3 separate regions of the Mus musculus genome follow, and regions 2 and 3 are each linked to region 1. A link is a contact called in ENCODE POLR2A ChIA-PET data. All regions are on one chromosome and are shown on one strand. Each heading gives the region's core, a stretch centred on a gene start or an enhancer-like site at or near the end of the contact. The rest is flanking DNA. Distances are from core to core; before and after follow the strand shown.

Evidence for each region. ChIA-PET counts read pairs that join two places held with the same protein, here RNA polymerase II (POLR2A).
Region 2: POLR2A ChIA-PET joins it to region 1 with 16 read pairs in Patski. The contact joins the promoter of Atp6v0a1 here to the promoter of Stat3 in region 1. POLR2A ChIA-PET finds 5 or more read pairs at or near these places in 3 of 5 experiments (Patski and embryonic stem cell).
Region 3: POLR2A ChIA-PET joins it to region 1 with 10 read pairs in Patski. The contact joins the promoter of Stat5b here to the promoter of Stat3 in region 1. POLR2A ChIA-PET finds 5 or more read pairs at or near these places in 4 of 5 experiments (Patski and embryonic stem cell).

The regions. Positions count from the first base shown.
Region 1 is chr11:100,938,262-100,941,314 of GRCm38, reverse strand. Stat3 (signal transducer and activator of transcription 3) reads left to right here and starts at 1,775. Exons shown (of 24, transcript NM_213659.3): 1 at 1,775-2,059. It overlaps Gm46295 (a long non-coding RNA gene), which reads right to left and starts at 2,977. Exons shown (of 2, transcript XR_001780333.2): 1 at 2,829-2,977; 2 at 1,073-2,242.
Region 2 is chr11:101,007,760-101,010,773 of GRCm38, reverse strand. Atp6v0a1 (ATPase, H+ transporting, lysosomal V0 subunit A1) reads right to left here and starts at 1,333. Exons shown (of 22, transcript NM_016920.4): 1 at 1,210-1,333.
Region 3 is chr11:100,849,160-100,852,128 of GRCm38, reverse strand. Stat5b (signal transducer and activator of transcription 5B) reads left to right here and starts at 1,548. Exons shown (of 19, transcript NM_001113563.2): 1 at 1,548-1,730.

The DNA of each region.
Region 1 (3,053 bases), core at 526-3,025:
GTGTCTGAAGTATATAGCTACAGTGTACTCATATAAATAAACAAATCTTTAAAAACAGAAAAATCTGCAGCCTTCCACAGGTGTGGGAGGAATGTTTTCAATCTCAGCTCACTCAGGAGATAGAGGCTGGAAAAAAATCTCTGAGATCCTAAGATCCTGTCTCAAGAAAACAGGATACTAGTAAGAAAACAAAAACCTGAAGTTTCCTGAACTGTGTATATTAGCTGTGTTTTAAAATATACCATTGGGGGATTATCTTTGTGGAGAGGTAACAGCCCCTTGTAGATTTTAGATTTTTATCTTTATCTCTCTTTGTGCTAATCACCAGCAATACAAACACCAATAGGTGTACTTGTAAGTCCCTACCATCACATATACATACAAATCACTGCAGTACGCAGAGTTCATTCTCTATGACAGAAAGCCAAGCATATACACGTACCATGAACTGCTGATTCCAACTCAGTAAAATCTGTACTCCCAACATACAAGACGTGAAATAGGTCAGATAATTTCAAGAGCGTCAAGACCCCCCCCAAAAGACTAAATGGATGTTACTCCTAACTCCTGCCACTCTAGTTAAGCAGTAGTGGGAAAGTGTGGAAGAACTGGTTTGTCTCAATTGGACATTTAAGTTTAATGGTGAAAGACTAGTTAATGTTAACAATGAATCCTAAAATCATCAGAATATTTTATGGGCTTTCTCTCTGTGTGTGTTAGCTTCAGTTCTTAAAATTAAGTGCCTAATTAAAAGTGATTTAATTTTGTCTGCACGTTTTTCTGCACAAGGTGTGTGTCTTTGCTGCGGGCAGAGGCCTGAGGAGGGCTTCAGATCCCCCCCCCCCCCCCAGACCCCAGAGTGGAGTTACAAATGGCTAAGAGCCATCTTGTGGGATGCTGGAACTTGAACTTGAATTTTTACCAGGATCAGCCTGGCAGTCCCCTTAACTTAGGCATCCCTCTAGCTCCTAAAATAAGTACCTTTTAATGGAAACAAGTTGGTCAAAACTATCTTTCAGAATTTCAAGACCCAGTATAACAGTTTAAAAAAAAAAGAACTCAGACACACGTGGAAATGGCAAGTACTGTGTATTCGTGTCAGCTGTCATGCATAGGCTCTCTGCATTTCTGTGAGCTGACCAATCAGCCTTGCTGTTGAGATTCAGGTTTGAAATGGTGGAACAGAGAACCGGGTTATAGCCACTATTCTCCCCCACGCAATCTAGTAATTACTCTATTTCCACGTCATATTTCCGGGTGTATGCCCATAATCACGCAGAACTGAAGTTCAGAGCAGCCAGGAGTTGCCCATGTTCTTTTTTGATGTCTCCACAAACCCAAATGCTTAAGTGGGGTGACACCTGGGGACCGCCTAAGTGGCTGATTCCCACGTGGTAAGGAGCTCACAAACTCGCCCCCACGTGGTGCCAAGGGCCGGGAAAAGGGAGAGCGGGCAGAAGCGAGCCGTATCAGGGCATTTAAAGTGTCTTGACGTCACGCACTGCCAGGAACTCAGCTGAGTTTTCAGCAGGACATTCCGCTAATGTCTCCTCCCTCCCCCCGGGCTTTTTTGTAAGCTAGGCCTCTGCGCGTCCCTTGGTCGCGGAGGGAGGAGCACAAAGCTCTCAGAACAGCCAACTCAGGGAGGTGTGCCCAGAGCTCTCGACCCCGCCTTCTCTCCTAGAGGCGTTTTTCATTGGTTAGTGGGCGGGGCTTAGGAAGTACAGCGCTCGCCCGGAGGCCTCAGGGTGGCCTAGCCAGCTGGCCATTCCTTAATTATGCATGGAGGCGTGTCTTGGCCAGTGGCGGCTGGGTGGGGATTGGCTGGAGGGGCTGTAATTCAGCGGTTTCCGGAGCTGCAGTGTAGACAGGGAGGGGGAACCTGGGGTTCCGACGTCGCGGCGGAGGGAACGAGCCCTAACCGGATCGCTGAGGTACAACCCCGCTCGGTGTCGCCTGACCGCGTCGGCTAGGAGAGGCCAGGCGGCCCTCGGGAGCCCAGCAGCTCGCGCCTGGAGTCAGCGCAGGCCGGCCAGTCGGGCCTCAGCCCCGGAGACAGGTGAAGGGGGTGCAGGGTGGGGCCACCTCCCCGACGGCACGGGGGACGGCATGGGGGACCCCACGGTTCGTCAGCTGTGGGGGTGCTTAGAGCTGTGAATGGACACTTACATGGGGCAGGAGGATAGGAGGAGACACACAGGGTCGTCCCGGCGGCACTGACGTCCGGATGACAGGAACCAGCCTGGGAAAGGAAGGGACGCTGTAAGTTTCGAGGGGGAGATGCGGAGAGAGAGTGGGGAGTTCTGGGGGGTGTAGGACCGTGGGGGGGAGGACATTCTAGGCTGAGGGTAACAGAACTGACAGAAGCGGCCCTCCTGTGACTGCTCCCGGAGGCTAGGGACGTTCGGGCCACCAGAGCCACTGCCACTCAGGTGGAGATCATTGGGGTGGAGGCGTTAGAAGGAGCCTCCTTCCTGCCCCTGTGCTGGGCCTGGCCGTTCCTTGCCTAGCCACTTTCTTTGCCTTGCTCCCGTTCCTTCTGTAGTCAGCTGTACCCACTTAGGAGGTGGGAACTGTTGTGTCTCTCCTCCTGCCTCTCCGCCCCTCCCCCTCCCCCTCCCCCCCCCCCCCCAGCCTCTGGGACTGGCTAGATTTTTTTCTTAAGAATCAGATTTCCTATAGAAAATTGACAAACTTGTATCCTTTCTAAATTCTCTCCCATCTCTTTCTGTGTTAAGCTATGATTTCCCCCACCTTGTTAAGAACACTTTTTTTTTTCCCAATTCAAAATAAATCCCTGGCCAAACCAGCTCTAAAGAGCAACAAACCTCTTTCCTCTTTGACATTGTTCTCTCATAAACACCTGGTAAACTCGACGAGACGATAAATAATTGAGCCATTGCATTTACTGGATCGTGGTGTTGCTTAATTGCACAGGCCAGGGTGAGCCAATCAAGAGTGGGAGTTTTCTGTCTCATAGCCAAGCTCTTGTGTAAAAGCAGAAGCTAGGGAAACAAAGACAGGCTGGCCTTGGCTGAGTTCTGTGTGTAAAC
Region 2 (3,014 bases), core at 84-2,583, 70 kb before region 1:
TGGTAATGACAAAGCACTTTTAACAAGCCGGAGGAAAAGCCTTCCACCTCTGCAGCTTCCTGCGACTCATCCCCATCCTCAAAGACAACTGCCTTCTTCTATCTGTCAAGTCTCTCCTAGGAGCCTGAAGGCTTCCGTTCAGGTCAGCAGCTGGCGCTATCAGTGGTACTGAAAATGCAATTATTTATTCGCGATAAGCTCCCCGCTCAGCTTCGGTACAGCAGCATCTGCAGTATCTATCCTCAACAGATCATCATGCACTGCATCACTTTTAATGTCGTAACGTCATGCAAATTCCATGTTAATCGATAGATAAGACTGATGTTTCCGAGAAGATTTGCCCTTCGGGAAGGCAGGAAGACATTTTGAGGAACCCGAAAAACAAATCCTTTCGGCATTAGGTGTTCAAGGAGAGCAAAATAACACACTCGACTAAAAGCAAGCATTTCTCAAGAGATTATGTGGGTTGACTTAAGAATATGAATCACCCACATAAGCTATAACCAGTCCTTTCCACCTTGAACGAGGATAGATGCCACAACCTCAAAATAAATGAAATCATGTCTGACAGGCATAGCTGACAGGGCTGACAGGGCTGACAGCCTCCAGTGAGTTACCGCCCTCCTCCTGTTCCTTCATGATTACAGGCCTCTCCAAGACTATCTCTACCCCCACTGAAACCAAACACAATACGAATTTGGAAAAGCGGTTTCCAGGGGTCGCGAAATGAAGTACGAAGAAAGTAATTCTGCAAAAGGGTGATCCAAACCCAAGGTCCTCCCAGGAGGACTCTCGCTCGGATTCTCCAATCCTCCCTTTCTAGCAGGGAGCATTTGTCGTTCACCTCTTCGTTTCTAAGCTGCACAGTGAGAGCGCAGAAATTTTCTGGACCAGGCATAACCTGTCTCCTGGTTAGGGAAGAAATCCCCAAATTGTAAGACCCTTTAAGAAATCCCCCCAGATCACTCTGCCTATCCGATCTCTTCTGTCCTTTCGCCTCCTCCTCTCCCGGGTCATTCCTGAGCAGTGGCCCTCCAGTTCCTCTGCCCACAGGAAGGGTGTCCGAAGAGGGAGATGAGCCCCCCATATTTTTCTCAGAGACCTAAGATCCTGGCTAATTCTTCTGACAAGCATCCGAGGTATCCGAGTGCGCTCCACGTCCCCTCGAAAGCCACTCGGGGAAGCGCTCTTTCTACAACCCCAGCTCACCTCTCGCCGGCTCCGCCGCCGCCGCGACCGCAGCCGCCGCAGCAAAGCGACCCCGGCTCAGGCTGAGCAGAGTCGCCGACCAGCGTACGCAAGCAAGGCTCCGCCCCCACGCCACCGTCGAGTCCCGCCCCCGAGATGATTTCATCTCAGTTGACCAATAGGATGCTGCCTCTCCCCTGCTGCCGCAGTGCAGAGTCTATGGGGCTCGGGCGAGTCCTGGTGTGCAGTCGCCATCTTTGTTCCGGCGTTGTGATTTCTATCCCAGTTTGGAAGTCATCTGGGCTGGGCGTGTGACTTTTGAAGTGTTTGCCTTTTGAGCCCATCAGAATCCTTTCTCTCTATTATCCTCGGAGCAAGGTTACCTGCCATCTCTACTTTCCAGAGAACCAATTCACAACTTTTTCTTGGAGAAAGCAGCATGAAAGAAATGGGCACATTATAGAATGATCTGAGAGCTTGAAGGGAGCCTCAAAGCTAGTCTTCTTTACGTATACGCATCCTATGTCGTTCTTAGACCTCTGAAAATATTTGAGCCCCAGACTGGAGAGCGACTTAAGATAAGTCCTATATTAGAGACATAGGATCTCGTCCACTTACAAAGTATCGGATTCATTCTTCCAGCAGCTACCTAGGATTTACACTTATCCAAATTGGAAAAAAAAAAAAAATCCCCGGAAGACCACATGTTGACAAAGTAATTATTTTTATCTTGCTTACTAGGTTTCTGTGAACCCATCTGACCACGTAGGAGTTTTCAGTTCCTCATATATCTTTTGAATGCAAAATAATACCTACCTTTTTTTTTTAAAGCTCCTTTTCTAAATATTGATAGAGTCCTTTCCCCCCAATTAAAGAAGAGTAGGGAGTCAGCAGAAACATCAGGAGGAACTTGGAGAACTGGTCAGTCAGTCTCTGTGGGTGGCGGAACTCATTGAGATTCAAGTGTAGTGAAGGAGGTATTTCGGATTTAAAAAAAAAAAAAAAAGCAACTTGTACTGATAATTTTTATCTGCTTGGCAGAAGTATTACAAAACGTGTTTTGTGAGCCCGAACAAAATGATGGACACAGTGAACATTTTATTTGAATTTTTCTACTGCACATGGTAATTGAAGGTATTGCTTCATTACAATTCTCTCGAGAAGCAGCATTTCTGAGACCTAGGCTTTACGGTTTTCACATTCTGAAGCTCCTTCTACAGGCAGGGACCCACAATTGAAATCCTGCCAAGTATTTCACAATGACTGTCACTTCCTTCCTCGTAGACTTAGAAAAAAAAAGCTAACCTCAGAGTCAGCTGCTTCCTAACCGCAAACAAGTGTTTCATACACTACCTGTAAGAAAGCCTATCCCGGACTATAGTTCACTTGAGTTGTTTCTACACCCCACGCCGTGGTTTCCCTGAAAGTACATCCTCTTAGAGGTCCAATAATAATAATAATAATAATAATAATAATAGTTATTATGGAGGTCAGAGAACAACTTAGTGGGAGTTGGTTCTCTTTAACCCCGAGTTACCCAGGAATTGAACTTGGGCATCAGGCTTGTCTGAAATACTTTAACCTGTTAAGCTAAGACTTTCTTCTTCTTCTTCTTCTTCTTCTTCTTCTTCTTCTTCTTCTTCTTCTTCTTCTTCTTCTTCTTCTTCTTCCTTTCATCTCCTGCTAGACATCTTTCCCCAGTGTTCATCTATTTTCTTTCCGTGCTCTAATCTTGGCCATCTTGCCTCTCACTAATTTCAAATGTCTATGGTTTGGGATTCATGTCTATTTTTCTATCCTCCACCTTTCTTTATGGTCAGAGAGGG
Region 3 (2,969 bases), core at 299-2,798, 89 kb after region 1:
CTGTAGGTTGAGACCCATTTGGGGATCTAGGGACCCTTTCACAGTGGTTACCTAAGACCATTAGAAAACACAGCTATTTACATTATGATAAACAGCAGTAGCAAATTTTATAGGTATGAAGTAGCAACGGAAATAATTTTATGGTTGAAGTCACCATAACATGAAGAACTATATTAAAGGGTTGCGGAGTTAGGAAGGTTGAGAACCACTGCCCTAGAGCGAGCATCACACAGAAAGGCCAGGAGTGTGTTTCTGGGAGAGGTGATAGCTTACAGGTATGGAAGCTTGAACAGAGAAATGTGCCCTGAAGTTTTAACTCGTCCTAAGCTGGCTGTGGGGTGGGGGGGTGGGGGGAGGAAAGGTGGGGAAGGGGAAGCCCAGAGCTGCTGATTTCCATCCCATCCAGCTTCTTGGCCCAGCCCCCACGCTCTCTCCCTCTTTTTTGTGCCAAGCACTGTGTCAGGTGTTGGCCCAGCCTGTAGGGCAGGAGCAGAAGGGCTTTGTGATCAGTTAACACCCCCAAACCTTTGTGCCTGGGAAGGCTGCTGGGAAGAGAATCATAGAAGAGCTTGCCTCTCGATCCTGCCTGGCTAGGAAAATTTTCAGCGGGACAAATTGTAGGTGACTGTAGAGAATAGACGTTCCGTGTGTTTGTGCTGGGAAGGGGTCCTCCCTCTTTTGCCCCTGCAGCTGAGGTTTCTACAGCTGTGGCTTCTGTACCACTGATGTGCCTTGCTTCCGGGCTGGCCGGGTTGGCCCTTGGAGGGTTGCCAGGGAAACCACTGGCCAGCTTGGGGAGATGGAGCGCGGGAGAGTGGGTGACTCAGGTTGCTTTCTCTCACACATACAGCAACCCTCCCCAACATTGGGGAAAGGGTAGTAGAGACCCTCTACCCCTGGAGAGAACCCAGACGGCCCTGGATAAACCTGTCACTCCCAAAACCAAGATTAGTTACCAGCAAAAATTCCCAGGGAGGAAGGCGTCTCCCATATGCCCCATAGATTCACCCAGGGGCAATCCACTGATCCAGTTGGCCCGGTCCTGCCTGTGCCCATCGGGGTAGTGCGACAGGGGCCCTGGTTTAAACCTCCCTCCAGGGAGCAAGCTCGGGATAATTATTGATCGGGGCTACTATGGACTTCTGCCCTCGGCCTGAGAGCTAGAGGACGCGGGCCTGGTTTCCCGGCGGGAGGGCGGTGGGCGGGCCGCGGAGGGGGTGTCCCAATCTCCAAGACCACCGCCGCTCGTGCCCTTAAACGGGGATCTCTCCCACCCAAACAAAACAGCATGTGTTAGGGGTCCCGGAGCCTCGAGGGGGTGTCCAGGGCGGCTGGGCGCGGGCTCGGCCTGCAGCGGGAGCGCGCGGCGCAGGCCCAGCCGAGCGCGCTCCCGCGCTCCACTGCGCGCAGGGGGTTCCGGGGCCCCGCAGGGCGGTCGCGCAGGGGCGCGGAGGGACCTTGGGGCTGGGGAGCGCGCGCGGGCAGGAACCAGGAAGCGGGGCGCGCTCGGGGTTACGGGCGGGCGCGCGTCCCCGGAGCCTGAGCGCGAGAGCGGCGCGCGCCCCCGTGGGCCCCGGCGGGAGGAGAGTCGGCGGCCCAAGCCGTCACCCCGGGCGGGGACCGAGCGCGGGCGACGACGCGCGGAGGTCCTGCACGGGGAGGGAGCGAGCGGGCGTGCGAGAGAGCGTGCGGGACCGGAGAGACCGCTGGCTCTGGTGGGGCAGAACGAGGTAGGAGCTGCGCCCTGCGCGGGGCCAGGGGGCCCGGGAGCCCGGGCGGGGCCCCGTGCTCCTGCTGTCTAGAAGCTGGGCAGGGCCGAGCCGCCGCCATCGCTCCGGGGCCGTGGGGAGGCCGCGGGGGCCGCGCCGGGCGGCTGCAGAGGGGCCCGGGGCGCTGGTGGTGGCTACGAGAGGGGCGCGCGGAGGCCACGGAGGGGGGCGCCGTGGATACCGTGAAAAGTATTGGCGCGTGCGTGTCACGATGGGTGTGTGAGGGACGCCGACAGAGCCGATCCCCTGGGAGCGAGGGGACTGCTGTCGGCCGCCTCACACCTTCCTGTTGCATTTCTGAAGAGTCCCTGCTGTCTCCCAGTTTTTCCTCTTATTATAATGTGCTCCCCAAAGCGGGGGGGGGGGGGTGCCCGAGACTCTGGGGAAAACGATGAGCCGAAGGTACCCAGTGGAGTGGGGGGTATCAGCAAAGCTTCAAGAAATAGTGCCTTATAAGGAGTCAAGACAACAAATATGAACATTTTGATAAGGCTCTGGGCTGCGGGGTCCCACATCAGGACCTGCCAGGCCTGGGCTTGAATGTGTGGTGGTGGGATGCGGGCAAGCTGTTCTTTCATTTTCTCTTCTTTTCTTTTCCTTTCTTTTCTTTCTATCTTGTTTTTCCTAGCCAAGGTTAAAGAGTTAAAAAAAAAGTGATCCTGGTGTCGGGGGTAGATATGGGGAGTCGGAAGGAGAGCTGTCTTATCACAGAAGCTGGTCTGAGTCTAAAGGAATCTGGCAAGATGGTCAGAGTGATCAAGGGGGGGGTAGCAGAAGGGGGCGGGGGGGGGGACTTGTCTGGAGCAGGAGGCGTTTGCAAACACTTGTAGCCAGCAGTGATGGAAAAGGCGAAGAACAAACGGCAGCGTTTAGAAAGCAGGGATTAATGAGACCCAGAAGATTTTAAAGGCAAAAAGAGGCCATTCGTTTCCTCAAGGACCTATGTCCACTTTTGTGCTTGTCTCGCTGTGGGTCGGAACTTGTATTAAATTAATAGTGGCAAACTGGCTTATAGAATCTTCGATTTGGGAAGCCTCCACCCCTGGGATTATACTACATTCTTTCATTGTAAAAACTGAGGCCCAGATAGATGGACTTAGCTGCCAGCTCAGGTCACAAGTGTGTTTATATTTAGTAGTTTATGGACTCACACCCACAAGGACCCATCTTGTGCAGTGAAGTAGATGTTTGCCTCAGTAA